Regions from separate parts of the Homo sapiens genome. Here region 1 is linked to region 2. A link is an interaction called in ENCODE POLR2A ChIA-PET data of the cell type or tissue named here. Cell type or tissue: PC-9. All regions are shown on one strand. Each heading gives the region's core, and the rest is flanking DNA. Links, peaks and the distances in the headings are about the cores only.

What was found. Peaks named below come from ENCODE experiments on the same cell type or tissue, not always from the same donor. Only the 100,000 strongest peaks of a DNase experiment are listed, where the experiment ranks them.
Region 1: POLR2A ChIA-PET joins it to region 2 with 8 read pairs; 7 of 35 experiments call an interaction of 5 or more read pairs at or near these places.

The regions. Positions count from the first base shown.
Region 1 is chr3:52,578,420-52,594,580 of GRCh38, forward strand. PBRM1 (polybromo 1) reads right to left here. Exons shown (of 32, transcript NM_001405607.1): 20 at 10,651-10,836; 21 at 8,934-9,091; 22 at 8,006-8,269; 23 at 635-780. Among named protein-coding and RNA genes, the nearest start is that of UQCC5, 50 kb to the left of the region's middle. In PC-9, for the core only: no CTCF peak of the experiment used is centred there; no DNase peak of the experiment used is centred there.
Region 2 is chr3:52,630,069-52,646,229 of GRCh38, forward strand. PBRM1 (polybromo 1) reads right to left here. Exons shown (of 32, transcript NM_001405607.1): 9 at 14,636-14,721; 10 at 13,180-13,275; 11 at 11,886-11,977; 12 at 4,534-4,747. Among named protein-coding and RNA genes, the nearest start is that of PBRM1, 48 kb to the right of the region's middle. In PC-9, for the core only: no CTCF peak of the experiment used is centred there; a DNase peak (open chromatin) is centred at 6,763; H3K27ac peaks cover 829 bases.

The sequences.
Region 1 (16,161 bases), core at 6,520-10,519, 50 kb before region 2:
AGAGGGCTAAATCATTCACCTAAGGACCTACAACTAACAGAGCTGGGACTCAGGGAATGAACTACTGTTCTTAGCCACTATCCTCTCCTACCCAACCCTATACCAGACTCTGCTGTGTTTGCCATTCAACCATACTGTCATCCTTTTGTCATTTACTTGTTCATCAAATATCTGAGGCCCTACTATGTTTCATGCACTATGATTTGAGCAGGGAATACAAGGGTGAAACCTGACAATAACACAATGAACACCGATATGTGATATATACGCTAAGGAGAAGGAAATATGTGGTGCTTTGAGAGTGTGCAACAGGGAGACTTAACCCATTCTGCAGTGGACAGGAAAGACTTCCTTTTAAGAAAGTGTCACTTCAAATTTATGCTAAAGGAGTTTACTGTATGAAGTAGGCAGGGAGATTTCTGAGCTGAAAGTTCTGTAAATAGTGGAAGAAAACAAAAGAGCCCAAAGGGATAATTTAAGGAAGAAAGTGTGGTTGGAGGGGAACATGGTGTGAGAAGAAGCTGGAGAAACTGCCAGGGGAAGGACTTTTGTCTTCATCCGAAGGGTGACTAATTTCTACTGGTTCCAAATTTCTCAGATTCAACCTCATCTTCCCTAATTCAATGACACTCACCTGCCCACACGAGGACGCACCAGGCCATGGGACTTGATGAAGACACAGTCGCCAACCTTCAGCCACATGTCATTGTAATGGAGCTGCTCAAAGTAGTGGCAACCTGGTTCACCATTGGACATTTCCACAGGGACATCTTCTTTTTCCTGTTGTAAAGAAAACTGGCTGAAGAAAGGTAGTTGATAATCAAGGAATAGAGAAGGTAAGAAACGAAAGCAGACTTTTCTTTCACATTAACTTAAAAGAAAAAACCACCATTGGTTACGTGGCTCACGTAATCCCAGCATTTTGGGAGGCCAAGGCAGGACGATCGCTTGAGCCCAAGAGTTTGAGACCAGCTTGGGCAACATAGTGAGACCTTGTCTCAACTGAAGAAAGAAATTAAAATAAAAAATTAGTTGGGCATGGTAGCGCATGCCTGTAGTCCCAGCTACTCAAAGAGACTGAGGTGGGTAGATCACTCGAGCTCAGGAGGTCGAGGCTACAGTGAGCTAGGATCACGCCATTGTACTCCAGCCTGGGCGACAGAGCAAGACCCTGTCTCAAGAAAAAAGTAAATTAAAACAAACAAACAAAAAAACATAAAGAGAAACTCTGAAGGAGGCTAGGAAACAAAACAATTAGATTATTGAAATAAACGAAGACTTATCAAGTATCTATTTGAAATTTCTAGTTAATTTTCATAAAACAATATTATCCCAAGATGCTTTTATCCTGTCTCCCTCCTGCTCTCAATTCCCACTGCCTTTAGAAACAAACAAAAAAACTGGAGAGGATTTATCGGTATTTAAAAGCAGACTCATTCATGCATTACTATAGTGTAAGGGGCAAATTCTATACAAGCTTCCTCTCTATCACATTTACTGGGCTCCCTTAATGTCTTAACATTAACAATTGATAAGATTTAGGCCAGGCACAGTGGCTTATGTCATAACCCCAGCACACTGGGAGGACAAGGTGGGAGGACTGCTTGAGCCAGGAGTTCAAGACCAGCCTGGGCAATACAGTGAGATCTCATTTCCAAAAAAATTTAAAAATTAGCTGTCTTTGGTGACATGCGCCTGTATTCACAGCTACTTGGGAGGCTGAGGTAGGAAGATTGCTTGGGCCTGGCAATTGGAGTTTGCAGTGAGCTGAGATCGTGCCACTGCACTCCAGCCTGGGAAACAGAATGAGACCCTATCTCAAACAAAAGAAAACAAACCACAAAAAACAACTGATAGATCTAAAATTTTTACTATTTTGATTTATTCCAACATGGAAAGGAATAGCATAGCCTCTGTGATATAAACATGCTTTTTTTGTTGTTGTTGTTGTTTTTTTGAGACATAGTCTCCCTCTGTCGCCCAGGCTGGAGTGCAGTGGCGCGATATTGGCTCACTGCAAGCTCCGCCTCCCGGGTTCACGCCATTCTCCTGCCTCAGCCTCTGGAGTAGCTGGGACTACAGGCACCCGCTACCATGCCCAGCTAATTTTTTTTTTGTATTTTTAGTAGAGACGGGGTTTCACTGTGTTAGCCAGGATGGTCTTGATCTCCTGACTTCGTGATCCACCCGCCTTGGCCTCCCAAAGTGCGGGGATTACAGGCGTGAGCCACTGCGCCCAGCCAAACATGCTCTGTTTTTTAATAAATTACAGCATCTGTCACCTAATGACTGCTATGGCTTTGGGCAAATTATTTGACCTCTTATGCCTTAGTTTCCTCATTTGTGAAATGAAGATAATGATAGTGTGGCCACCAGATAGGGTTGTTTACGAAGCTTAAGTGACATAATCCATGCTCAAGTACATAGAAAAATGCCTAACTCATAAAAACCACTTAACAGACATCATTATTACTGTTGTTTTATAGTCCTGACTAAAAAAGAAAAAGCAAAAAGAAGATACTTCTCACTAATGTAAAGATGGTAAAGAAGAACCATCATTTACTGAGAACCTAGCTGATAATCGGCACAAGGCTAGATGTTATAAATATATTAACTCCAAAACATATATAAGCTGAGGAAACTCCAAAGCCTCCAAGTTTTCTATAGCATCTTCCTGAGAATACTTCAAACTTCACACTTAAAAAAATTCCTCCTTCACAATGTCCAAATAATTTAACATTCTGATCTTTATGACTTCAAATGTGATACTGAAATGGTATTCTTGGAAAATGATTAAGAATGAGGGAAGGCCGGGAGTGGTGGCTTACGCCTGTAATCCCAGCACTTTGGAAGGCCAAGGCAGGCGGATCACTTGAGGCCAGGAGTTCGAGACCAGACTGGCCAACATGGTAAAACCCCATCTCTATTAAAGATACAAAAATTAGCCAGGCATGATGGTGCGCGCCTGTAGTCCCAGGAACTTGGGAAACTGAGACACAAGAATTGCTTGAACTCATGAGGCGGAGGTTGCAGTGAGCCGAGATTGTGCCGCTATACTCCAACCTGGGCAGACTCTGTCTCAAAAAAAAAAAAAAAAGAATCAGAGAGGTTCCATATACATGACAGGCAAGGGACATCTGAAAGAATGGAAGCTGTGAATAAAACAACCCATGAGATTAATAATACCTTTTCCTTTAAGGAATGGGTTCTATTCTAAAGTAATTCTTTTTTTTTTTTGATACGGAGTCTCCCTCTGTCTCCAGGCTGGAGTGCAGTGGCGCAATCCCGGCTCACTGCAACCTCTCCCTCCTGGGTTCAAGTGATTTTCCTGCCTCAACCTCCCGAGAAGCTGAGATTACAGGCACGTGCCACCACGCCTGGCTAATTTTTGTATTTTTAGTAGAGACAGGGTTTCACCATGTTGGCCTGGATGGTCGTGATCTCCTGACCTTGTGATCTGCCCGCCTCAGCCTCCCAAAGTGATGGGATTACAGGCATGAGCCACCGAGCACGGCCTAAAGTTATTCTTTAAAAAAGTTCCGGTCGGGAGTAGTGGCTCTCACCTGTAATCCCAGCACTTTGGGAAGGTGAGGTGGGTGGGTCACCTGAGGTCAGGAGTTCAAGACCAGCTTGACCAATATGGTAGAAATCCGTCTCTACTAAAAATACAAAAATAGCCGGGCATGGTGGCACACGCCTGTAGTCCCAGCTACTCAGGAGGCTAAGACAGGAGAATCACTTGAACCTGGGAAGTGGAGGCTGCAGTGAGCTGAGATTGCGCCACTGCACTCCAGCCTGGGCGACAGAGCGAGACTCCGTTTCAAAAAAAAAAAAAAAAGCTCCTGAATGACCTGTCTTGGTCATATAATATTGAAATAAAGATATGAGACCAAAAAAGACCAAGTAACTCATATACAGAGAGTTCCTAGAGACTTCTAAATACCAGGTAAGAAATCTAAGTTAATTATCATGCTGACTTCCATTGATAATTCTTTTTTTTTTTTTTTTCAGACGGAGTCTCGCTCTGTTGCCTAGGCTGGAATGCAGTGGCGTGATCTCAGCTCACTGCAGCCTCCACCTACTGGGTTCAAGTGATTCTCCTGCCTCAGCCTCCCAAGTAACTGGGATTATAGGCACCTGCCACCACGCCAACCTCCTCAGCCTCCCAAAGTGCTGGGATTACAGGTGTGAGCCACTGCACCCGACCGGATAATTCTGCTTTTAAAAGAAATTATTTTATGATTCCAACACATTCCCATACTGATAAAATATAAAAAATCACATTCTTTCCCAGCCCCATGATGTCGCCTCTTACGTAGAATCTTTCGGAGCACCTGTTTGAGTACTACCATTGGAGCATATTCTTTGCCATCAAACTGCTGGGTCAAAGACACCGGGCCGGGCACGGTGGCTCACGCCTGTAATCCCAGTACTTTGGGAGGCCGAGGCGGGCGGATCATGAGGTCAGGAGATCGAGACCATCCTGGCTAACACGATGAAACCCCGTCTCTACTAAAAATACAAAAAATTAGACGGGCGTGGTGGTGAGCGCCTGTAGTCCCAGCTACTCAGGAGGCTGAGGCAGGAGAATGGTGTGAACCCCGAAGATGGAGCTTGCAGTGAGCTGAGATCACGCCAATGCACTCCAGCCTTGGGGACAGAGTGAGACTCCATCTCAAAAAAAAAAAAAAAAAAAAAAAACTAATAGGGGCGGGGGCGGTGGCTCACACCTGTAATACTAGCACTTTGGGAGGCCGAGGCAGGCGGATCATCAGAGGTCAGGAGTTTGTGACCAGCCTGGCCAACATGGTGAAACCCTGTCTCTACTAAAAATACAAAAATTAGCTAGGTGCGGTGGTGCACACCTGCAATCCCAGCCACTCAGGAGGGTGAGGCAGCAGAATCACTTGAACCCAGGAAGGCGGACGTTACAGTGAGCTGAGATCACGCTACCGCACTTCAGCCTGGGCAACAGTGAGACTCCATCTAAAAAAAAACAAAAAAAAAAACACCAATAGGAGAAAAGTGTGTGTGGTCTCATCCTATACCAGGCTACACATATTATCAGTCTTTTCAACTCTTGCCATCCTGTTAGGTATTATACAAACTATTAGGTTAACTAATACATGTTTTTTGCTGCCTTCTTTCCGTAAATTATCTATTTGGGCCTCTGCTCATTTTTGTAGTCCTACTTTCCCCCCTAGACCCTAAAGAGCTCTTTGTATATTAGAAACAGTAACCCTAGACTGTTTTATTAACCTTGTATTTTCAATCATAAATCAATAAAATGATCAATGGTTTTATATAATGAACAGAAAATCCTCGTCTATTCCAAGTTTATTATTGAAAAAAAATTATAGGTAAATTACTGTTTTTCTAAATTAAATAAAATTCTAAAAATCTTCTGTAGAGACAAGGTCTTGCTATGTTGCCCAGGGTGGTCTGGAACTCCTGGCTTCAACTGATCCACTTGTCTTGGCATCCCAAAATGCTGGGATTACAGGCGTGTGACACTGTACTGGGTTTTAATTTTGTTTTTTAACTGTAGTTTTATAAAATGTAATACATCTGGCAGGGCAAAGTTCTAATTTTTAAATTTAAAAAAATCCCTCAGTTCACTATCAAAGGGCAAAGCTCTCTTTCATACCCCTTTTTCCCCCTTGTTTTCTGGTGACTGTCACATATTTATTCTTAATAAGAATGCTAGAATAATTTTGTCAAGTTTCAAAAACAATCTATGCAAGTCTTTTATGTCCTTCAGTAAATTTTTTTCCTAGAGGTTCTATATATTCCTTGTTAAGGTTATTTCTTAATTTGTTGTTAGTGTGAAATGGATATTTTCTCCCATAAGATTTTTCTAACAGTTGCTAAAGTGTATTCAACACTTTCACTTTACTTTCAAAAGTCTTACTAGTTTATATATGAAGACTATTCATTTACATATGGATTTTGAAATTTCTATTTGCTAAATTTTCTGTTTCCAACCTTTTCAGTTAATTTCCCCCAATTATCTGCAGAAAAGTATTCTTGCTTTTTTTTTTTTTTTTTTTTTTTTTGAGACGGTCTTGCTCTGTTGACCAGGCTAGAGTGCAGTGGTGCAATCACAATTTACTGCAGCCTCTACCTCCTGGGCTCATGGGATACCCCCATCTCAGCCATCCAAGTGGTTGGGTCTACAGGCATGTGCTACCATGCCTGGCTAATTTTTGTACTTTTTGTAGAGATGGGGTTTCACCATGATTCCCAGGCTAGTCTCAAAATCCTGGACTCAAGCGATCCACCTGCCCTGGCCTCCCAAAGTTCTAGGATTACAGGTATGAGCCAACACGCCTGCCATCTTGCTTCTTTATTGTCAATATTTTTACTGCTTTTGTTTATCTAACTACATTGGCTAATTTCAAAAAATATTAAGTAACACTAGAACAGTAAGCCCCTTTGTCCAGTGTGTAAATTTAAAAAGGAATTTGTTTTATAGGCTTCAGGCTTGAGACACAAATATGAATTTAAAAAAAAATTACACTAGAAGAAATACCTATTGAAAGTCTTAAAAAAAATCAAGATGGGTTCTCTACCAAATAATCTTTCCTTTGATCTAATGGAATAATGAATGAAATTTAAAGATCTCCCTAACTTTGAACAATTCTTGCTTTCTTAGAATGAATTCCCACTTCTTGGTCATGTTGTTCTCAAAGAAGTAATTTGATTTCACTTACTTTTTCCCCCAAGTAATTTTTGCATCAATATACATGAATAAGACTGAGTTGCAGTTTTTTGTTTTTATTTTTCAGGTTGTGAAATCAAGATTATCTTGGCTTTGCAAAACAAACTGGAAATTTCTTGTTCTCCCTGCTCTGAAACAGCTTCAACAGTATAATAATCATAGGTCCCTTAAAGAAAAAGTCACCTATGGAACTGTCTGACCTCAGTACTCTTTGGGGTCAGTTCTATGATACTTTAAAAAATTTCTTCATGTTGTTGTACATTCTGTATTATATCTCTTCTTGATTCCATTTTGGTAATTTGTAATATCCTAGACAATTAGCCATTTTATTTAGGTTTTCAAATTTATTAGCAGAAATATACAGTCTTTACATTTCTTCCACATTTATTTATTTATTTATTTTTTGAGACAGAGTTTCGCTCTTGTTGCCCAGGCTGGACTGCAATAGCACGATCTCGGCTCACTGCAACCTCTGCCTCCTGGGTTCAAGCGATTCTCCTGCCTCAGCCTCCCGTTGGGATTACAGGCACCCACCACCTCACCCAGCTAATTTTTTGTATTTTTAGTAGAGACAGGGTTTCACCACGTTGGCCAGGCTGGTCTCGAACTCCTGACCTCAGGTAATCCACCCATCTTGGCCTCCCAAAGTGCTGGGATTACAGGTGTGAGCCACCGCGCCTGGCCTTCTTCCACATTTTGTGTCGAAGTTTAACCCCTTTCTTTTCCCATTATTAGATAGTTGGCAGTTTATCTAATTGGACTTGTCAAATAATTAGCTCTTAGATTTACTTTAAAAAAATTTTTTGTTTTTTTGAGACAGAGACTCACTCTGTTGCCCAGGCTGGAGTAGAGTGGCGTGGTCTCAGCTCACTGCAGCCTCCGCCTCCCAGGTTCACGCCATTCTCCTGCCTCAGCCTCCTGGGTAGCTGGAATTACAGGCACGCGCCACCACACCCAGCTAATTTTTGTATTTTTAGTAGAGATGAGGTTTCACCATGTTGGTCAGGCTGGTCTCGAACTCCTGATCTCGTGATCTGCCCGCCTTGGCCTCCCAAAATGCTGGGATTACAGGCGTGAACCAATGCACTTGGCCTGATTTACTTTTAAATTATAATGTACAGTTTTGAAAGTGTAAATTTCTTTCTGTTATAGTTTCCTTCTTCCTGTTTGGCTAAGGTTTTGTGTTGTTGCTCTTTTTCTAAGTTTGAATACTTTATTCATTTATTTTCTGGAATAGGTGTTTTGAGATGTAAAATTTTTTCTGTGTGGCTATTATCTGCATACCTTTTCCAAGTTAAAATTGTCTTCAGCTCGACTGTCCTCTGAGTTGTCTGTATTCTTCTCATCATCACCTTTATCTGCATTTGCAAATACAGAGGCCACGCGAACCACAGGCAGAGGCACATCCCGAGGGACAAACCTGACTGAGCTGATGGGCATGGTCCACAGTTTAATTTTCTTAAAAGATTTGGTTTTGGCAGAATACCGTGATTCACAGACAAAAACATCCTCATCTCGGAAGTTTTCTGGGCATAACTTAAAGTATTCCTGGGGGGTGGGGAGGGCATAAGAATAAAACTAGTTAGGTGAATTTTCTGAAAATCAATCAAAAAAAAAAAAAAAAAAAGCAAATAACCAACCAACCAAACAAAAGCTGAACTGATTACAGACTTTCTGGCAGTTAACAAAAAATAATAAATGACCAGAGATTTAGAAGTATTTCTTTGGCTACGGAATGGACTTATTATATACACACCCTTTAAATTATAAAAACAAATAATTCCATTTAGCTTACAATTGCTCTTTGAAAACATATGAACATTTCATATAGCTATAATGTTCCTTAAAGCTTTGAAGAGGGCTTGTGTGTGTGTATCAGACAGACACACAAAAGCACACATTATTACCTAAAAAACAAACTGAAAATTTGTAATGATTATCCTTAAAAAAACATCATACTTAAAAATTAGCCTGGCAATATTAAAAACTTAACCTAACTGCATTATAGCCAAATAGTGTAAGCAGCAAGTGGTCTTTCACAACGAAGTTCAGGTTAATTTCTTCCCAAATCTTTTCATATAGCTATATAGACACGGCTTAAAAAATAGCTTAAAACAGAGTTCCTAATTTTGTAAACATCGATTATTTTCTGTGTTTTAAAATTTTATTCCTAGGGAATGAGTGAGACTTTGGGATTTAATGAGTTTCTTACCTTGACAAACATGACCACACACTTGCCTAGAATTTTACTAACTGGAACTTTGTTGTAATAGTCACTCTTAAAAACTTCTTTTTCTAGAAATTTTCGTGTAGCCAGGTGGAATGTTTCATTTGGTCGGTAAAACCAACAGCCATACAACCATTTTTCACCTCAAAAATGGGGGGTGGGGGAAGGGGAAGAGAAAGAGAATCATTGTTAACAGAAATCACTTTTTTTTTTTTTTTTTTTTAAAGAGACTGGGTCTCACTACGTTGCCCAGGCTGGACTTGAATTCCTGGGCCAAAGTGGTCCTCCAACCTCAGCCTCCTGAGTAGCTGGGACTACAAGTATAAGTCACTGTGTCCAGCTCAGAAATCACACATTCTTTGCAAAATTAGGAAATACACCATCAATCCACTCTGCCATGACATGAACCTAGCACTGTGCTTATTTTTACAGCTACAGTTTAATATAATTATCCACAGGAGAAATAATACTCAAAAATAATAAAGTGTAATGAGGCCTAAAAAATGCATGCTACTTTTCCCCCCTCATATATATATATATACACCCTCAACCTCTTGGGCTCAAGTGATCCTCCTGCCTCAGCCTCTCAAGTTGCTGGGACCACAGCAAGTGCAATCACACCCTGCTGATTTTCTTATTTTTTCTAGAGAAGGGGTCTTGCCATGTTGCCCAGGCTCTTCTTCATATTAAAAGCCATATAAAGTACATAATGAGGAGGACAGGTGATGAGACCTGCTCCACTCTGCTCTGGTTAGTACATACCTAGAGTTGTGCACTTTAGTAAGGGGACAGATATGCTACTGAAGGACATATTTAGCTCTCTGGTGAAGGAATACAAAAGTATTTCATGTGATAGGCAGCTCAAAGAACTGGATTGCCTGGATCACATTTCCACCAACTTCTGGCTTCATTAATTTCTATGCATACTCCATGTCTCAATTTAAAGGCAACTGTTCTAGAAAGCCTTTTTGAAAACAAATGCTAAGCCAAGGCATGTCATTCTATAATAATTTCTTTTTTGATCATAATCTTCCTTACTGGAGTAGTTTTGCAAGGGAAAATATGAGCTTTTTGTTCTTCTGAATCTATGTCACTCTACATAAAGTTTGGCTCAAAGTATGTTTTTAATAAGTATCAAATGAATGAATGAATCTCAACCAGACTTTAAGAAGCTGTATTTCTTTCTTTTTTTTTTTTTTTTTTTTTGAGACAGTCTCACTCTGTCACCCAGGCTGGAGTGCAGTGGCGTGATCTCGGCTCCCTTGCAAGCTCCGCCTCCTGGGTTCACGCCATTCTCCTGCCTCAGCCTCCCGAGTAGCTGGGACTACAGGCGCCCGCCACCAGGCCCAGCTCATTTTTTGTATCTTTTTAGTAGAGACAGGGTTTCACTGTGTTAGCCAGGATGGTCTCGATTTCCTGACCTTGTGATCTGCCCGCCTCAGCCTCCCAAAGTGCTGGGATTACAGGCGTGAGCCACCGCGCCCGACCTAGAAGCTGTATTTCTTTTGACTCAACTGTGACACTTGCCCAATAGGTCCTATGTTTTTCATATGATGGGTGCTTACTTACATTTATTGACATATTGAACAATTATTATGGAAAGGCTTAAGATGTCTGAGTTAAAATTTTCTTCCCTGAGGAGCAAGGAGAAGTCAAACAGTCATATCTCACTAAACTGTCCTTTGATTTAAAACAAACTTACCAGCTGAATCCTCCCACAGTCTTTCAATACAGACGATATGTGGTTGTAGGTTGGCCTCTGCAGGTTCCACATAGACGTAATCTCCAACATGGTACATGCTGTTTTTAAAGCTACAGTCCTGGCTGTATGTGCGATGTAAGCCTGAGAGGCCTGCAGCACCAGAGGAATCTTCACTCTTTTCAGCTTCTTAGGTAAAAAAATAAATAAATAAAGGAAAAAGGTACTCACCAAAGGGATGCTGAAGTCAGATGTAGGGTTCAAACAACACATACTAATAATACATTTAATACATTTAATTCCATTTGCAACATGCGAAGGCAGGAATCAGCAATAGTATGATCTTCACATTCCTAATAGCCTCTACTCAAAACTATCTTTGAATTACAACCATCATTAATTTAAATGAATATATAACTACACAAAGGATGTAGAGAATAAAAACATCACCTTACTAATATATGATCATATGGACATTTTGGATAATATCGAAAGGCACAAAGAAGTACGTATGTCGTTTCGAATCAAGTAATTCTAGAGATAATCTCTGATATACTTCATCCCCACCTTAATGCTTCTTAATGTGTTTCATTTCACTAAGTTATTACACGAATATGACACATTTAATGGAGTCTTAGAATTGAAGAAATATAGAATACATATATTCTACAATATACTATAAACTATATCTAGTATATATACTTAATATATCAAGAACACTAGCCCTGAGAGGAAATGCTTTTCAAAATGACTTTTATTTTTATTTATTTATTTTTTTCGAGACGGAGTTTCGCTCTTGTTGCCCAGGCTGGAGTGCAATGGCACAATCTCAGCTCACCACAACCTCTGCCTCCCAGGTTCAAGCAATTCTCCTGCCTCAGCCTCCCGAGTAGCTGGGATTACAGGCATGCACCACCACGCCTGGCTAATTTTGTATTTTTAGTAGAGATGGGGTTTCTCCATCTTGGTCAGGCTGGTCTCGATCTCTCGACCTGAGATCCGCCTGCCTCAGCCTCCCAAAATGCTGGGATTATAGGCGTGAGCCACCGCGCCCAGATGACTTTTATTTTTGTTAAGTAAAACTTATTAATAGTTCCAGTACAGGCCGGTAGCGGCAGCTCACGCCTGTAATCCCAGCACTTTGGGAGGCCGAGGCGGGCGGATCACTTGAGGTCAAGAAGAGTTCAAGGCCAGCCTGGCCAACATGGTGAAACCCCATCTCTACTAAAAATATTAAAAAATTAGCCAGCATGATGGCAGGTGCCTGTAGTCCCAGCTACTTGGGAGGTTGAGACAGAAGAATCGCTTAAACCTGGGAGGTGAATGTTGTAGTGAGCCAAGATCAGGCCACTGCACTCCAGCCTGGGTGACAGAGCAATACTCCATTTCAAAAGAAAAAAAAAAAAGTTCCAGTACAAGCTATCGTTTGCAAATATCACAGGGTTTTTATTGAGGATAAAGCTTTGCCCAAATCTTTGATTACTTCCTTAGGTTAATTTCCCATAAATGGAAGAGCTAATAATAAGCATTTTAAATGTTATTTATTTTATTCCTCCTGAAACATTAAATTTTCTTTTTCTTTTTTTAGACAGTCTCACTCTGTCACCCAGAGTCTTGAACTCCTGACCTCAAGTGATCTGCCCGCCTTAGCCTCCTAAAGTGCTGGGATTACAAGCGTGAGCCACCGTGCCTGGCTATCTAAATTTTAAAATAGTTTTTCTAGTTCTGTGAAGAATGTCATTGGTAATTTCATACGATTAGGACTGAATCTGTAAATTGCTTTGGGCAGTATGGCCATTTTAATAACATTGATTCTTCCTATCCATGAGCATGGAATGTTTTCCCATTTGCATCTGTCATCTCTGATTTCTTTGGGCAGTGAGTAATTCTCATTGTAGGGATCTTTCACCTCCCTGGTTAGCTGTATTTCCAGGTATTTTATTCTTTTTGTGGCAATTGTGAATGACAATGCGTTCCTGATCTAGCTCTTGGCTTGGCTGCTATTGGTGTATAAGAATGATAGTGATTTTTGTATACTGATTGTGTATCCTGACACTTTGCTGAAGTTTATCAGCTGAAGGAGCTTTTGGGCTGAGACTATGGGTTTATTAGATATAGAATTAAGTCATCTGCAAAGAGACGTAGTTTGACTTCCCTCTTCCTATTTGAATACCCTTTATTTCTCTCTCTTACCTGACTGCCCTGGCCAGGACTTCCAGTACTATGTTGAATAGGAGTGGTGGGAGACAGCATTCTTGTCTTGTGTCAGTTTTCAAAGGGAATGTTTCCAGCTTTTGGTTATTTCAGCATGACGTTGGGTGGCTTTGTAATAGATGGCTCTTATTATTTAGAAGTATGTTTCTTTAATACCTAGTTTATCTAGAGTTTTTAATATGTCAAAAAGCCTTTTCTACATCTATTGAGATAATGTAGTTTTTGTCTTTGTTTTTTTTTTTTTTTTTTTTTTTTTGAGACGGAGTCTTGCTCTTGTCTCCCAGGCTGGAGTGCAGTGGCATGATCTCGGCTCACTGCAACCCCCGCCTCCCAAGTTCAAGCAATTCTCCAGCTTCAGCCTCCTGAGTAGCTGAGATTACAGATGCCCACCACCATGCCCGGCTAATTTTTGTATTTTCAGTAGAGATGGGGTTTCACCATCTTGGCCAGGCTGGTCTTGAACTTCTCACCTCGTGATCCACCCGCCCCGGCCTCCCAAGCTGTTGGGATTACAGGCGTCAGCCACTGCGCCCGGCCTTTTTTTTTTTTTTTTTTTTTGACATAGTCTTGCTCTGATGCTCTGATGCCCAGGCTGGAATGCAGTGGCGCCATCTCGGCTCACTGCAACCTCTGCCTCCCAGGTTCAAGCAATTCTCCTGCCTCAGCCTCCCAAGTAGCTGGGATTACAGGTGCCCACGACCATGCCCGGCTAATTTTTGTATTTTTAGTAGAGATGGGGTTTCACCATCTTGGCCAGGCTGGTCTTGAACTCCTGACCTTGTGATCCACCCGCCTCAGCCTCCCAAGGTACTGGGATTACAGGTGTGAGCCACTGCACCAGGTTTTTTTTTTTTTTTTTTTTTTAAGACTTGAGATGGATTCTCGCTCTGTCGCCCAGGCTGGAGTGCAGTGGTGCGATCTTGGCTCACTGCAGTCTGCCTCCTGGGTTCAAGTGATTCTCCTGCCTCGGCCTCTCGAATAGCTAGGACTACAGGTGCGTGCCACCACACCTGGCTAATTTTTGTATTGTTTCTAGAGACAGGGTTTCACCATGTTGGTCAGGCTGGTCTCGAACTCCTGACCTCAGGTGATCCACCCACCTTGGCCTACCAAAGTGCTGGGATTACAGGCATGAGCCACCACACCTGGCTGTCTTTAGTTCTTTTTTATGTGATGAATCACATTTATTGATTTGCGTATGCTGAACCAACCTTGCATCCCAGGGATAAAGCCTACTTGACCATGGTGGATTAGCTATTTGATATACTGCTGGATTTGGTTTGCTAGTTATTTTCTTAAGGATTTCTGCATTAATAAACATCAAGGATACTGGCCTAGTTTTTTCTGTTATCTCTGCCAGGTTTTGGTATCAGGATGATGCTGGCCTCAAAGAATGAGTTGGGGAGGAGTCCTTTCTCCTCAGTTATTTGGAACAGTTTCAGTAGAAATGGTACCAGCTCTTCTTTGTACATCTGGTAGAATTTGGCTGTGAATTCACCTGGTCCTGGGCCTTTCTTGGTTGCTAGGCTATACATTACTAATTCAATCTCAGAGCTTGTTATTGGTCTGTTCAGGGATTCAAGTTCCTCCTGGTTTCAGTCTTGCGAGGGTGTATGTGTTCAGGAATTTATCCATTTCTTCTAGATTTTCTAGTTTGTGTGCATAGAGGTGTTCATAGTAGTATCTGCTAGTTATTTGTATTTCTGAGGGGTCAGTGGCAACACCCGCTTTGTTGTTTCTAATTGTGTTTACTTGGATTTTTTCTCTTCTTCATTATTCTAGCTAGCGGTCCATCTTACCAACTTTTTCAAAAAACCAACTCCTAGATTTGTTAATCTTTTGAATGGTTTTTCCTGTCTCAGTCTCCTTCAGTTTTCAGCTCTGATTATTTCTTTTTTTCTGCTAGCTTTGGGAATGGTTTGCTCTTGCTTTTCTAGTTCTTTCTCCTATGAAGTTAGGTTGTTAATTTGAGATCTTTCTTTTTTTTTTTAAACAAGAGTCTTGCTCTGTCACCCAGGCTGCAGTGCAGTGGCACAATCTTGGCTCACTGCCACCTCCACCTCCTTGTGCCTCAGCCTTCCGAATAGCTGGGACTACAGGCACACACTGCCATACCCAGCTAAATTTTGCATTTTTAGTAGAGAAGAGGTTTTGCCATGTTGGCTAGGGTGGTCTCAAACTGCTAGCCTGAAGCAATCCACTCTCCTTGGCCTCCCAAAATGCTTGGATTATAGGCATGAGCCACCGTGCCTGGCCATTGACCTATCTTTTTGATGTGGGTGTTTAGTGTGATAAATTTCCCTCTTAACACTGCCTTAGCTGTGTCCCAGAGATTCTGGTATGTTGTGTCTTTGTTTTTGTTCGTTTCAAAGAACTTCTTGATATCTACCTTAATTTCATTATTTACCCAAAAGTCATCCAGGAGTAGGTTGGTTAATTTCCATATAATTGTATGGTTTTGAGTGATTTTGTCTTGATTTCTATTTTTATTGTGCTGTGGTCTAAGAGAGTGGTTGGTATAATTTTCCTTCTTTTGCATTTTCTGAGGATTGTTTTATGTCCAATTGTGTGGTTGATATTAGAGTATGTCCCATGTGGTAATGAGAAGAATGCATATTCTGTTGATCTTTGGGTGGAGAGTTCTCTAGATGTCTATCAGGTACATTTGGCCCAGTGTTGTGTTCAGGTCCGGAATATCATTGTTAATTTTCTGCTCTGATGGTCTGTCTAGTACCGTCAGTTGGGTATTAAAGTCTCCCCGTATTGTGTGGGAGTTTTAAGAGATGAGGTGAGGTCCTGCTGTGTTACCCAGGCTGCTCTTGAAGGCCTAGGCTCAAGCAATCCTCCTGTCTTGGCCTCCCACAGTGTTGGGATTACAGGCATGAGCCACTATACCCAGGCCTTTTTCTTTTTTTATTGTGTGGGAGTGTAAGCCTCTCTGAAGGTCTCTAAGAACTTGCTTTATGAGTCTGGGTGCTCCTGTATTGTGTGCATATATTATTTAGGATAAGTCTTCTTGTTGAAATGAACCCTTTACCATTATGTAGTGCCCTTCTTTGTCTTTTTTGGTCTTTGTTGGTTTAAAGTCTGTTTTGTCTGAAATGAGATTACAACCCTTGCTTTTTTCTGTTTTCCATTTGCTTGGTAGATTTTTCTCCATGTCTTTATTTTGAGCTTATGGGTGTCATTATGGGTCTCATGGGATGAGAGATGGGTCTCTTGAAGACAGCATCCCATTAGACCTTGCTTATTTATCCAGCTTGCCACTCTTGTTTCTTTTAATTGGAGTATTTAGCCCAT
Region 2 (16,161 bases), core at 5,212-9,211:
TGTTCCCGTCAACTCAAAGGGTAGAGGGCTAGATGTTCTCAATACCCTCAAACAGACAGAAAACCCAAACTTGCAAATGACAACGAATAATAAACCTGCAGATATTTATCAGATTACTATTAATCAAGGGTAGTGGGGGAGGAAAAAGAAAAAAAAATAGGGGGGACAAATCCCAGTACAGCAGAAGGTAGCATATGGAGTCCACACTGTCTAGTTCCTGCTTACTCTTCCATTTTTGTTGCTTTTGGGGAAACTCAACTATCTTCCTTCTGCCAATAGATCTTCCTAGGGGTACACTGTACAATATAGTAGCCACTAGCCATGTGTGGCTATTTAAATTAAAATTAAATAAAACTTAAAATCTAATTCCTTAATCACACTAGCCACATTTCAAGTGCTCAATAGCCACATATGACTAGTGTCTATCACATTGGAATATTGATAATAAAACATTTTCATCAACGCAGAAAGTTCTGTTGAATAGCACTGCCCCTAGACCTCCCTGTTGCTCTGTAGACCACAATGGAAGGGATCGTAGGCACAGTAAGGCTCCTGTCAGGCACCACTGGCTCACAATCCGCGGAAGGCAGCAACATTAGACATAATAGTTTACCCTTCAGAACTTTAGTGTGCTGGGCTTCAACAACTTCCCTATTCCTTACTCTCCCCTGTGTGCCACACAATTGCCATTATAAATTAGAAAGGGGAGGGGAGATATTACTGACTTAAAGCAAAGTTTATATTAGAAAATTTCAACTTGGAAGAAGGCTGTGTTGGCAGGGGACTGAGCTGGCTAAGAATTTGTCTTCTTTTGAACTAAGCTACTGTAATAGACTATTTAAATAATTTAAAAATAATAATGAAGGAGAAAGGAAACCAAGAACAAAAATTGTTCAAAATTTTGGACAGGGAACTTCTTAACATCTGCAAGACTATCACTATCTTTTCCCAACGCAAAGAATATAAAAGACATATTTCTAGGCTATTTCTGTAATGAATCTCAGCCTTAATTTCCATGTTATTTTAATAAGACCAAAAAAACTAATCTTCTGTATCCTACTTGTATACAGGACCTCCAAAGTCTGGATTAAATAAAAGCACCATAAATCCTACTGATCAACGTCAGGCGTGGTGACTCACGCCTGTAATCCCAGCACTTTGGGAGGTCAAGGCGGGCAGATTGCTTGAGCTCAGGAGTTTGAGGCCAGCCTGGGCAATATGGCAAAACCCTTTCTCTATTAAAAAAAAAAAAAAATTATTACTGATCAAATGGTGAAAACAAAAGTTACAAATGCAAAAGCATGAAACATACTTTGTTAGCCAGCCTTATTTCCTAGAATCCAGCAAGCACATTAAATATCTGCCATGAAGCCAACTTACTGTTACTTAGCTAAGGTAGTTTTACCTGCTTCTTGACTCTATCTGGGTATTCTACTATAAAGCATCATATTTTATAATATTACTTCTTTCTTTTTGTTGAGACAGGGTCTTACTCTGTTACCCAGGCTGGAGTGCAGCAGCATGATCTTGGCTCACTGCAACCTCCATCTCCCATGTTCAAGTGATACTCCCACGTCAGCCTCCCAAAGTGCTGGGATTACAGATGTGAGCCACCTCGCCTGGCCAACTTTTGATATTTTTAAGTTTATTTTTAATTTAAATAAACAAGAAGGCACAGCGGGACCAATTAAACTATTTTTCTGTTCTTTATACCAAAAAGTCTAAGAATTTTTATTGATTTCCTGAAAGCAATAAATATCTTTGAAAATTTGTAATGTAAGAAAGGAGCTTGGAATGTACAGGTAATATCAAAATTCACAGAGACTGATTCAAAGATGGAAGGCAAACCAAGTGATTTTGAACACATTCATTTGATTCCAACTTAAGATTTTTGGTTAACTTTCCTTAAAGATATTTATTCTTTTGAATGTTTTGAATTTTTATGATTCTTTGGGAATGGTCACCTATTCTGCTTTTTATAGAAACAGAAATTTTAGCTATTGTGAATGCTGCTGCTGTGAACACAGGTTTACAAATACCTCTTTGAGACCCTGCTGTTTTTACAGAAACAGAAACTAGGTCAGGATCTATTTAAAAATAAATTAAAAGCTCATGAATTTTGTGTCTGTCTGGAAATCAGGATTTTTGACTTTCAGAGATATCATACAGAGTCCAAAAATATACTCCATGACATTATGGATTTTTTTTAGCTTTCACAGAAGAGATTTTAAAAGGCCGGGTATGGTGGCTCACACCTGGAATCCCAATATTTTGGGAGGCTGAGGTGAGAGGATTATTTAAGGCCAGAAATTCAAGACCTGGGCAACAAGCAAGACTTGGTCTCTACAAAAACATTTAAAAAAATTAGCTGGGCATGTTGGCATGTGTCTGTGGTCCCAGCTACTTGGGAGGCTGAGGCAGAAGGATCCCTTGAGCCCAGAGGTTCGAGTTGATCATGCCAGCTTACGCAACAGAGCAGAGACCCTGTCTCTTTAACAAAAAGAAAAAAGCAAATTTGATATTGGGAGGTATGGATAGAAAATGGGCACTGAAGAAAAGGTTACTATCCCCCCCAATTTGAAAAATTTTGGTATAACACAAAACTTACCACCTTGACCTTTTTTTTTTTTTTTTTTAAGAGATGGAGTCTCACTCTGTCACCCAGGCTGGAGTGCAGTGGTGCGACCTAGACTCACTGCAATGCAACCTCCACCTTCCCGGTTCAAGCAATTCTCCTACCTCAGCCGCCCGAGTAGCTAGGATTACTGGCTCCTGCCACTACGCCTGGCTAATTTTTGTACTTTTAATGGAGACGGGGTTTCACAATGTTGGCCGGGCTAATCTCAAACTCCTGACCTCAAGTGATTTGCCCACCAAATCACTGGCTAACCAAAGTGCTGGGATTATAGGTGTGAGCCTCTGCACCCAGCCTACCTTGACCATTTTTAAGTGTACAGTTTAGTAGTATAAAATACTTCCATAATGCTATGCAATTAATATGACCATCCATCTCTAGAACTCTTTCCATTTTGTAAGACTGACACTCTATACCCATTAAACAGTAACTTCCTGTTTCCCTCTTCCCCTAGTCCCTGGCAACTACTATTCTATTTTGTCTCTGATTTTTTTTTTTAATGTTCTGGATCAGCGTCTATGTCTCTATGACTTCTGATTGCACAAATACTCATATCAATAGAATCATTCAGTATTTGTATTTTGTGACTGGGTTATTTCACTTAGCATAATGTCCTCAAGCTTCATCCATGTTAGAGCGTTTCAAAATTTCTTTTAAAGATTGAATAATATTCCATTGTATGTACACACCATTTTGCGTATCCCCTCATCTCTTGATGCATACTTGAGCTTCCATGTTTTAGCTATTGTGAATGCTGCTGCTGTGAACACAGGTTTACAAATACCTCTTTGAGACCCTGCTTTCATTTCTTTGGGGTACATATGCAAAATGGAATTTCTTAATCACATGGTAATTCTGTGTTTAATTTTTTGAGGAACTGCCACACTGTTTTCCACAGCGTCTATACCATTTTACATTCCCACTATCTGCACAGAGGTTCCAATTTCTCCACATACACACCAATAATTATTATTATTACTTTTTTAAAGTAACCATCCTAATGAGTGCAAAGTGGTATCACACAAAAGTTCTGAACTGCATTTTCCTAATAATTAGTGATGCTGAGCACCTTTTCATGTGCTTATTAGCCAGCTGTATATTTTCCTTGGAGAAAGGTCCATTCAAGACCTTTGCCCATTTCTGAATTGGGTTTTTTTTTGTGGTTGAGACGTCCTACTATTTTTAATGACACTATTGTGATTTAAGTATTCTGTCTGGTAGCCCAATGATCACTTTAACATTTTCTAAATAGAAAAAAGAGAACAAGATGAATCATCTTTCTGGTATGGTTGCGGTTAATGAATTCTCCAGGAACTGACTATGCTTATCCTGGGGTTTCAACTATAGATACATAACTTAAATACAGATTAACTGTCATAATTAAAATATTAATAAAAGAGGTAGGCTGAAAGATTTTCGTACTTTGCTCAGTTATAAGATAATGAACAGTTAAGGCTGGGTACAGAGGCTCACACCTGTAATCCCAGCACTTTGGGAGGCCGAGGTGGGCAGATCATGAGGTCAGGAGATCGAGACCATCCTGGCCAAAGTGGTGAAACCCAGTCTCTAATAGAAATACAAAAATTAACTGGGTGTGGTGGTGCGCACCTGTAGTCCCAGCTACTCAGGAGGCTGAGGCAAGAGAATCACCTGAACCCAGGAGGCGGAGGTTGCAGTGAGCCGAGATCACGCCACTGCACTCCAGTCTGGCAACAGACTGAGACTCCGTCTCAAAAAAAAAAAAAAAAAAAAAGGTAATGAACAGTTAAAATTTGAGGTTAAAAAAAAACACCATTTTTACCTTTAATATCCTTATCCATTTTAGGAAGAAATACATTATGTGCAGGCTCAGCCACAACAAAATAAAATTATACTGAATAATGTAGAAGACATCTTACCGGATCTGTTGTAGTGATATGGGCATTTTAATTTGCTGGTAATAATCAGGGTATTTTTTCTTTGAAGGCAAATGGTAAAAAGGTTCAGCTATTAGCTGCCCTTGGTTATTCCGACAACTCCTAACTGTGTCATAAAGCTGATAAAAAGGATTTGAAACATCCATAAAGGAAGTGATGCTTTCTGCTTCTGACTCTCCCTCTTCATAGCGTGCAGCTGGAAAGACAAAAAAAGTATTTATAAAGGGACGAATGAGATGAAGAAAGAACCATACTTTAAAGTTCATTTAACAACCTTCCAGATTGAACTAAATATATTTGAAAACTATTATTACTATTATTTTTGAGACAGGGTCTGGCTTTGTCACCCAGGCTGGAGTGCAAGGGTGCGATCTTGGCTCCCTGCAGTCTCTGCCTCTGGGACTCAAGCAGTTCTCCCAGATCAGTCTCCCGAGTAGCTAAGAAGACAGGTGCACACCATCACACCCAGCTAATTTTTGGATTTTTCAGTAGAGATGGGGTTTCGTCATGTTGCCCAGACTGGTCTCAAGGTCCTGAGCTTAGGCAATCTGCCAGCCTCAGCCTCCTAAAGTGCTGGGATTACAGGTGTGAGCCACCACGCCTGGCCCTTTTTTAAAAAAATTCTAAGATAAAGGGAATAATTACTTTAAAAAAATAGTCTCTAAGGCTGGGTGTGATGGCTCACGCCTGTAATCCCAGCACTTTTGAGAGGCCAAGGTGGGTGAATCACAAGGTCAGGAGTTCGAGACCAGCGTGGCCAACATGGTGAAACCCCGTCTCTACTAAAAATACAAAAATTAGCTGGGCATGGTGGCATGCACCTGTAATCCCAGCTACTCAGGAGGCTGAGGCAGAAGAATTGCTTGAACCCAGAAGGCGGAGGTTGCAGTGAGCCGAGATTACACCACTGTACTCCAGCCTGGGTGACGGATGAAGACTCCATCTCAAAAACAAATACAAAAACAAAAAAACCTCTCAAATGTTTATTAAAGATAATGCTAAAAAGGCTTAACATAATTGCATGTTTAGAGAAATATTACATAGAAATAGAATATTAAATAGTAAAAGTACAATAGTTTTAAAGGTTGCAAAACAGTTTCTTTCTGAAATGTGCTTTCTTCAGAGACTGTTTGCTATGCTTGGCCAAAAGGAGCAAGTAACCATTCAGAGATCCCAGAACTAAAACAGTAACATGAAGTTTAAGATAGTATAAATTTAGATTGGGCTGATTCTTTTTTATTTATTTCTTATTTATTTATTTTTGAGACGGGGTCTCACTCTGTCGCCAGGCTGGAGTGCAGTGGCGTGATCCTGGCTCACTGCAACCTCCGCCTCCTGAGTTCAAATGATTCTCCTGCCTCAGCCTCCTGAGTAGCTGGGACTACAGGCATGTGCCACCACGCCTGGCCAATTTGGTTTTTTTTTGTATTTTTAGTAGAGATGGGGTTTCACCATATTAGCCAGGATGGTCTCGATCTCCTGACCTCGTGATCTGCCCGCCTCGGCCTCCCAAAGTGCTGGGATTACAGGCGTGAGCCACCACGCCCAGCCTAGATTGGGCTGATTCTATCAGACATGATTTAGCCTTAAATCTCTGTGACTTTGCCCACTGATTTAAAACATCCCCCAGGACTATTCCCTTGCTGAGGGAATTTTTAGGTAGAAGCAAATCATAAAAACACCAAAGCAAACAAAACGTAATTATTTTTATAAAAATAAAAAATATGTTGCTCATTTCCCCAAACTCCTAAACAGTGTGTAAGGACCATAATTTAAATTTTTCTTGATGGATCAGAATAAACATATAGTTGCTATGTACTCTCAGGTAAGAACCATAATCATTTATTAAGAATTTAGGCTGGGCACGGTGGCTCATGCCTGTAATCCCAGCACTTTGGGAGGCCAAGGCGGGCAAATCATGAGGTCAGTAGTTCAAGACCAGCCTGGCCAACATGATGAAACCCCGTCTCTACTAAAAATAAAAAAAATTAGCCGGGTGTGGTGGCAGGTGACTGTAATCCCAGCTACTCGGGAGGCTGAGGCAGGAGAATCACTTGAAACCAGAAGGCGGAGATTGTAGTAAGCAGGGATTACACCACTGTACTCCAGCCTGGGCAAAAGAGTGAAACTCTGTCTCCAAAAAAAAAAAAAAAAAAAAAAAAAAAAAGAATTTAATTAGGCCAGGCGCAGTGACTCACACTTGTAATCCTGCCTGGGCGACAGAGTGAGACTCCGCCTTAAAAAAAAAAAAAAGAATTTAATTATGTGTTAAGAGCTTGATAAGTACCAGCCTCAGGTAATCCTAAAACCAACACACAAGATGGGTATTATTTCTTTTTCAAATGGGAAAACTGGGCATATGAGGTTAATTACTTGCACAAGTTCAGCCACCACATAAAGCAGTTGAAGGGGATTAGGAACCAGAGTCATGGAGCTAGAAGCAGATAAGAATTTGAAACTAGTCTTTTCTGACTCTAATACCTCTGATCTCTCCCCTAAAGAGCCTGCAGTTGGATTTACACCTAGGTATATATTTTGTTGCTACTGTAAGCGGCATCTTTTAAAAAAACTGTCAACTGTAATCCTTATACATCTTTTCTGATCCTTACACCTTATTGTTGTCACTGTAGGCTGGCTAGTACTGTGACCAACAAAGGTAACAGTATTACCTTGTTTCTGTTGGTAAGGGAAATGCTGTTACCTTTTCTCCATTAAAAATGGAGATACCCTTGGTGGGCACTGTGGCTCACACATGTAACCCCAACAATTCGAGAGGCAGAGGTGGGTAGCCTGCCTGAGCTCAGGCGTTTGAGACCAGTATGGGCAAAATGATGAAACTCCATCTCTATCACAAATATAAAAAATTTGCTGGGTGTGGTGGCATGTGCCTGTGGTCCCAGCTACGCCAGAGGCTGATGTGGAAAGATTGCTTGAGCCTCGGAGGTGGAGGTTGCAGTGAGCTGAGATCACGCCACTGCACTCCAGCCTGGGTGACACAGTAAAACCCAGTCTCAAGAAAAAAAGAAGGCTGGGCGCAGTAGCTCATGCTTGTAATCCTAGCACTTTGGGAGGCTGAGGCGGGCGGATCATTTGAGGCCAGGAGTTCGAGATCAGCCTGGCCAACATGGCAAAACCATGTCTCTACTAAAAATACAAAAAAAAAAAAAAAAAAAAAAAATTAGCCGGGCATGGTGACGGGCTCCTATAATCCTAGCTACCCGGAGGCTGAGGCAGGAGAATCACTTGAACCTGGGAGGCAGAGGTTGCCATGAGCGGGGATTGCGCCATTGCACTCCAGCCTGGGCAACAACAGCGAAACTCCGTCTCAAGAGAAAAGAAAAAAGAAAAAAAGGAGATACTTTATATCAATATCCCCCTCTCTTACTAGTTAGCAAATAATTTTTATCTTGAATGGGAACTGAAACAATTATCAAATGCATCTGCTGAGCAAATCATATGATTTTACTCTTATAATTTGTTACTGTGGTAAAGATTACTTTTATCTTTTCTAATCCTAAATCCAACTGTGTCCTTATATACTATCTTTTATACACACTGCTAGACAGTGTGCTTATATTTTGTGCAGTTTTGATGTCTAGGTTATATTAGATTCACAGGTTATGTTAGATTCACAGAATGAACTGCGGAGCTCTTTTTCTATTCTCTGCATGAGTTTATTTAAAATTCTGTTCCTTAAATGTTTGGCCTGGTATTTTCTAAGTGGGAATATTTCATTTTATTCTTTTTTTTTTTTTTTGAGACGGAGTCTCGCTCTGTCACCAAGGCTGGGGTGCGATGGCGTGATCTCAGCTCACTGCAACCTCCGCCTCCTGGGTTCAAGCAATTCTCCTGCCTCAGCCTCCTGAGCAGCTGGGATTACAGGCGTGCACCACCATGCCTGGCTAATTTTTCTATTTTTAGTAGAGACGGGGATTCACCATGTTGGTCAGGCTGGTCTCAAATTCCTGACCTCGTATTCTCTCTTTTTTTAAGAGACAGAGTCTCGTTCTGTTGCCAAGGCTAGAGTGTAGTGGAATAATCATAGCTTACGGCAAACTTGAACTCCTGGGCTCAGGCAATCCTCCTGCCTTAGCCTACCAAGTAGGTAGGACTACAGACATGCACCACACCACGCCCGGCTAATTTTTCTTTTTCTTTTTGCAGAGATGAGGTCTCGCTATGTTGCCCAGGCTGGTCTTGAACTCCTGGACTCAAGTGATCCTCCTGCCTCTGCCTCCCAAAGTGTTGGGATTACAGGTGTGAGCCAGCCTTTTTATTCTTGAATCCATTTTAGGTGCTTATTTTCTAGAAATCTGGTCATCTAAATTTTTAAATATATTTGCATAACGTTATTCACATTTTTTTTTGGGGGGGGGGGGCGGGGGACAAAGTTTTGCTCTTGTTGTCCAGGCTGGAGTGCAATGGCACAATCTTGGCTCACAGCAACCTCCGCCTCCCGGGTTCAAGCAATTCTTCTGCCTCAGCCTCCCAAGTACCTGGGATTGCAGGCATGTGCCACTATATGTATTTATAGTAGAGACAGAGAAAGTTTCTCCATGTTGGCCAGGATGGTCTCGAACTCCCAACGTCAGGTGATCTGCCCACCTCAGGCTCCAAAAGTGCCGGGATTACAGGCGTGAGCCACCAAGCCTGGCCTTATTCACACATTCTTTTTTAAAACTCTGTATGCTCTCCTCCCCGCCAATATTGTTTATTTATGCCTTTTTGACAATCTCACCTCAGACTTATTTTTATTAAGGGTTTTAACAGAATAACTTTTGATTTTATTGATCTTTCCTGTTAAAGGTTTCCTTTCTTTTCTTTTTTTTTTTGGAGGCAGGGCTGGAGTGCAGTGGTGGGATCACGACTCATTGTAGCCTCAACCTCCCAGGCTCAAGTGATCCTCCCAACTCCGCCTCTGGAGTAGCTACATATGGCTTATTTTTTAAATTTTTCTTGTAGAATTAGCTGGGTGTGGTGGCAAGTACCTGTGGTCCCAGCTACTAGGGAGGCTGAGGTGGGAGGACTGCTTGAGCCCAGGAGTGGAGGTTGTAGGGAGCCAAGATCACGCCACTGCTCCAGCCTGGGTGACAGAGGGAGACCCTGCCTTAAAAATTTTTTTTTTTTTTTTTGTAGAGGCAGGGTGTTTCTATGTCGAGCAGGCTGGTCTCAAACTTCTGGACTCAAGTGATGCTCCTGCCTCAGCCTCTAAAAGTGCTGGGATAAGAGGCGTGAGCCAGTGTACCAGCCTGCATTGTTTTAAGCCACTAAGTATGTGGTACTGTGTCAGCAGCAATAGGAAACAAATACTTACATGAAGAAGTGTGTTCAAATCTCTATCTTCATTCGTTTTCTGTTTAGCTCTTGAGAGAAGAGGGCTTCCAGACTAAGGGTAGTGTTTTGAATTTCTCTGTAAAGTTTCATCTGCTTGTTTTACATATTTTGAGCTCTTCTACAATTTAACTTGCTGATGAAATTAACCTTCTACCATCATTAGGCAATCCTTTTTATCTGTGTAATGATCTCTGTTTGAAAGTCCATCTTATCAAAAGTCAGTGTAGCTACTCTGGTTATTATTCGCCTGGTTATTATTCGCCTGGTGTATCTTTTAGCCATCCTTTTCTTTTTTTCAAGACAAAAGCCCAATTTTATTATTTTTATTTTTTATTTATTTTTTGAGACAGGGTCTCACTCTGTTGCCCAGGCTGGAGTGGAGTGGTGTGATCACTTCAGGCTCAACCTCCCTGGGCTCAGGATCCTCCCATCTCAGCCTCCCAAGTAGCTGGGAATACAGGCATGCACCAACACGCCTGAATAAATTTTGTATTTTTTGTAGAGACAGCGTTTTGCCATGTTGCCCAGGCTGGTCTTGAACTTCTGGGCTCAAGCAATCCTCCCACCTAGGCCTCCCAAAGTGCTGGGATTATGGGTGTGAGTCACCACACCTGGTCTTATCCATCCTTTTAGATTCAACTTTCTTATGTTTTTATATTTGATGTGTCTCTTGTAACCAGCCATATAACCTCTTTTTCTTCCCCCCAAGACAGAGTCTTGCTCTGTTGCCCAGGCTGGAGTACAGTGGTGTGATCTCGGTTTACTGCAGTCTCCACTTCCTCGGTTCAAGTGATCTTCCTAAGCCTTCCGAGTAGCTGAGACTACAGGTGCGCTCCACCATACCTGGCCAATTTTTTGTATTTTTAGTAGAGACACGGTTTCACCATGTTGGCCAGGCTGGTCTTGAACTCCTGACCTCAAGTGATCCACCCCCCTCAGCCTCCCAAAGTGCTGAGATCACAGGTGTGAGCCACTATGCCCGGCCGTGTGTCACTTTTATAATCAGTAAAAAACAATGCTAACAAGAAGATAATATTTTTTCAATTTCTGATAAGACCAGGCCCAATTTAAATAAAAAAATACTTAATTCTGTAGATCAATGTTTCAAAAAAGTAAATTTATACATAATAGCCTATAGTGATTATGAAATTTCTATAGGAGATTTAGTTAAAAACAAGATACAACTGGAGAAGTCTGTTGTGTAACATTCAATAATAAAATTGAGGCCAGGCGTGGTGTAATCCCAGCACATTCGGAGGCCGAGGCAGGTGGATCATGAGGACAGAAGTTCAAGACCAGCCTGGCCAATGTGGTAAAACCCCGTCTCTAGTAAAAACACAAAAATTAGCCAGGTGTGGTGGCGCGTGTCTGTAGTCCCAGTTACTCAGGAGGCTGAGGCAGGAGAATCACTTGAACCCGGCAGGCGGACGTTGCAGTGAGCTAAGGTCACACCACTGCACTCCAGCCTGGGCAACAGAGCGAGACTCCATCTCAAAAAAAAAAAAAAAAAGAAAAAAAAAAGAAAGAAAGAAAAGAATATACCAGAATAATTTAATGAAACAAATTTTATCTTTACACATAAAAAAATCTATAGTAAAGGGGAAAATATTATATCAAACTTAAGAGAAAGACAAGCCAAGAAGAAATTAGAGCATACTGAAAATATAAGCTAAAGCCTGAAAATCTAAGATGAATGTGGATTTCTGAGATTTTCTGATGCTTTTACTAGTACTCACTATTTATCATTATAGGTTTTAAACCAGGATCTGCTAAGTTATCAATTATTTTTGCAGAAGTATTATTTACCCAAATATGAGTTTTAAGACAAGATAAAGCATTAACCTTTTGATAGGTCTGACTACCAGAGTACAATCAAATGCAATAAAATAGCATGTACTTCCCAAACCAGCAAACCCTAGGCCAGAAAAAATCACTGCAATTTCATTTAGCTAGAAGGATCCACTAAGAAGGCATTTCGCTAGTCAAAACCTAATGCCTACCAGCTAAAGCAGCATCTTCTTCACTTTCTGAGCCATATTGAAGTGCCATTGTAATTGCTGATAAACGACCTCCTTGTACTGCTCTTTTATTACTACAAAAAAAAAAAAAGCAATTAGACAGGGAAGGATGTTATAATAATTAGGTTACTTTACAGGGAACAGGAACTATTAACAAAGTGTTAAGATGAAAGAAAAATAATTTCTATTCAATTGCCTCCTTAGTTTATCTCTGTACTTAATGGTTCTCATAATCAATCTTAGCCGAGGAAACTATTTTTTTCCTCTTAGAAAAGAGGGAGTGGAAAATAAGGACTCAGTCACAGTTGCTGATAATTATCTTCTAAGATGTTCATATTTTACAATACAAATTCTATTATGAGGCTGGGCGTGGTGGCTCATGCCTGTAATCCCAGCACTTTGGGAGGCCGAGGCAGGTGGAACACCTGAGGTCAGGAGTTTGAGACCAGCCTGGCCAACATGGTGAAACCCCATCTCTACTAAAAATACAAAAAATTAGCCGGGTGTGGTAGTAGGCACCTGTAATCCCAGCTATTCGGGAGGCTGAGGCAGGCGAATCACTTGAATCCAGGAGGCAGAGGTTGCAGAGATTGTGCCACTGCACTCCAGCCTGGGCAACGAGAGCAAACTTCGTCTCAAAAAAAAAAAAAAAAAAAACCAAAAACCAAACAAACAAAAAATTCTATTATGAATTTAAAAAACCTATTAGTATTTAACCTCACATTTTATTGGTAGCTAATATTAAACACTGCCTGCCTGAGAAACAATGCTTAAGCATCGTCTGAGAGGTGATATAAGGCCTACGTTAGTAATTCAATTTTTTTTTTTTTTTTGAGATGGAGTTTCCCTCTGTTGCCCTGGCTGGAGTGCTGTGCCACGATGTCGGCTCACTGCAAACTCCGCCTCCCGAGTTCAAGCGATTCTCCTGCCTCAGCCTCCCAAGTAGCTGGGATTACAGGCACCCGCCACCACACCCAGCTAATTTTTGTAGTTTTTAGTATAGATGGAGTTTCACCATGTTGGCCAGGCTGGTCTGGAACACCTGATCTCAAGTGATTCACCCGTATCAGCCTCCCAAAGTGCTGGGATTACAGGCGTGAGCCACTGTGCCCACCCTAGTAACTCAACCTTTTAAATAAACCATTTGACAACAGATTCTCATTAACAACCAAACTATACCCAAAAATATTCCTTCAAGATAGCCATTGGGCAAATACTAGTATGCCTATCTTTATAAGCACAGGTCAACTCTCAGACTAAACACTCTTTTTCTCACCGGTAATACTTGCTAGTGGGATTTCTCTCTTCACCAAGGCTGCCTTTACTGTGTGAAGGACCTGTCAGTCTGGCTGCAGCCAAGTTGGATGGAGTCCTATCCAGAGATAAGATAAAAAGCTTAGAAACTTGGTAGCTGAAATTAGAGTGCTGGGTAAACAAACACACACACAACCATTTTCTTCTCTTCTAAATAGAAATGCTAAAATACTTCTGAACTTCTACTATGCAGCAGACTCTGCTTCAGGCCCTGGGGACTCTGCGGGGAAGAACAGACCAGGGCTGGTCCTAGAGAGCTTTTGGTCACTGCAGTGACCAGAGGACCTGGTACTGAAACAATGTCAAGGCCAGAGGAAAGCTTTGAAAGTAGTCACCCAACCTTCCCATTTCAGGTAGGGAGAAATGCAATCCTAGAACTAAGACTAGTTCAAGATCACAGTCCTGGCCGGGCGCAGTGGCTCACGCCTGTAATCCCAGCACTTTGGGAGGCCGAGGCGGGTGGATCACAAGGTCAGGAGTTCAAGACCAGCCTGGCCAACATAGTGAAACCCTGTCTCTACTAAAAATACAAAAAGATTAGCCGGGCATGGTGGTGTGTGCCTGAAGTCCCAGCTACTTGGGAGGCTAAGGCAAAAGAATTGCTTGAACCTGGGAGGTGGAGGTTGCAGTGGGCCGAGATTGTGCCACTGCAATCCAGTTTGGGCAACAGAGTGAGACTCTGTCTCAAAAAAAAAAAATCACAGTCCTAGTACAAGGAAAAGCCAGGATGAGACTGGATCTCCTGATACCTGCTAAATAGCCTTACCAAAAATATGAATACATACTACTAATATTATATATAAATACCATACTATTATCTATTCTGTGTAATATTAATATATACCATATATTATATATGTATATTCATATTTGTACAAAGCAATAATATTTGTACAAAGTATATAGTGATGTAAAGTTTTAAAAAATGTTTCTAGTTAAATGAAGCCCTTCAGCAGCAAAGGTGCTAAGAGTTACTACTATCTTCAGAATTATAATATCAACTGTAAGTATCACCTTGAAATGCAACATAAACCGTGTTAATGTTTATTGATTTCACTACCTAGAAAACTCAGCAAATATAAAGGCATTAAGGGTTTTAGACATTTTCTTTTTTTTTTGAGACCGAGTCTCGCTCTGTTACCAGGCTGGAGTGCAGTGGTGCGGTCTCAGCTCACTGTAACCTCTGCCTCCCGGGTTCAAGCAATTCTCCTGCCTCAGCCTCCCAAGTAGCTGTGACTACAGGCATATGCCACCACGCCCGGCTAATTTTTGTATTTTTAGTAGAGATGGGGTTTCACCATGTTGGCCAGGATGGTCTCGATCTCTTGACCTCGTGATCCGCCCACCTCAGCCTCCCAAAGTGCTGAGATTACAGGCATGAGCCACCACGCCCAGCCTAGACATTTTCTTAAACCTACCTCATTCGAAGACTTGACTTAGCCATTTCATGATGTTCAATTTCAGCCTTTTTCATATAAAATATTTTTTTAATTGAATTTGCATCCTGTCAAGATAAAATTACTTGGTTTAAAAAAGGAACAGATAAAAGGACAGCTTAATGCCCCCAACTCATGCAATGGGCACCTTCTATGGCACTCTTTCTACTTGGAGCAGACTTCCATTCAATACCCACAAAGCTGCATCCTCCAACATTTCTACAAGCTTCCAAAATATCTATCTTCATAAAGTTGTCACTAATTAAATATAAGTTAAAATGCCTCCTAGTTCTTTCATGATTAGTCAAGTAATATTTAGACAAAGATCTAATGGTATAATACAGTAATGCCCCACTGTCCGTGGAGGATACATTCCAAGACCCCCAGTGGATGCCTGAAACCTTGAACATTGCCAAACCTGGAACACATTTCTGTCTATGTCTTCCATCCACAAATGTAATTCCTTTTCCATATTAATGAAGCACTTTTCATGCACTGTGGCTGTAACTTTTTGCAGTCTGAGGTGCAACAATAAAACTAGCAGAAACTTCTTTTTTTTCCTTCTTTACAATTTCATGAATAGCAGATTCATCTTTTTTTCTTTCTTTCTTTTTTTTTTTTGGTGGAGACAGAGTCTTACCATGTAGACCGGGCTGGTCTCAAACCCCTATCTTCAAGTGATCCTCCTGCCTTGGCCTCTCAAAGTGCTGGGATTACAGGCCTAAACCAGAGTGCCCAGCTGGGAGATTTGTTCTTACTGTAGATCTTAGCAATCTCAGCATACCTTTTTTTTTTTTTTTTCCTTTCTTAAGTCAAGAACTTTCACCTTTTCACTTAAAGGGAGCACTTTAAAGCTTCTTGAATTGCCAGCATCACAACTCTTGTGTTTTGGGGCCATTATTAAGTAAAATAAGGTTACTTGAACATAAGCACTGTGATACCACAGCAGTCGAGCTGATAACCGAGATGGCTACACAGTGACTAACGGCAGGTGGTGTATATAGTGTGGATAGACTGAACAAAGGAATGATTCATGTCCCAGGTGAGACCAGATAGGACAGAAGTGGATGGCATGAATTTCATCACAATACTCAGAATGGTGTGCAATTTAAACTTATGAAGTGCTTATTTCTGGAATTTTCCATTTAATATTTTCTGACCTCAGAACCATACGAAAGCAAAACCGCAGATAAGGTGAGGGACTACGGACAACTAACTCTACTTGTGTACGCTGACCTAAAAATCAAAATACAGATGCACTTCTAAGATTAAAGATTATATACACAAGTTTAGAATGAATGTACTTGCTTAAGTTTCCCTTCTCTTTAAAACTTAGTTAGAAAAAATAATTAGACCCAAAAGTAAAATTCTTAACTGTAACAACAAACAATTAGTACTGTATATTATTAAAATGTCCTATTAGGGACTAGGAATACAAGGACTTCATAGTTCATTCCTGATTTTCTCTCAGAATTTCTTAAAAGATGAAAAATAAAAGTTATCATTAA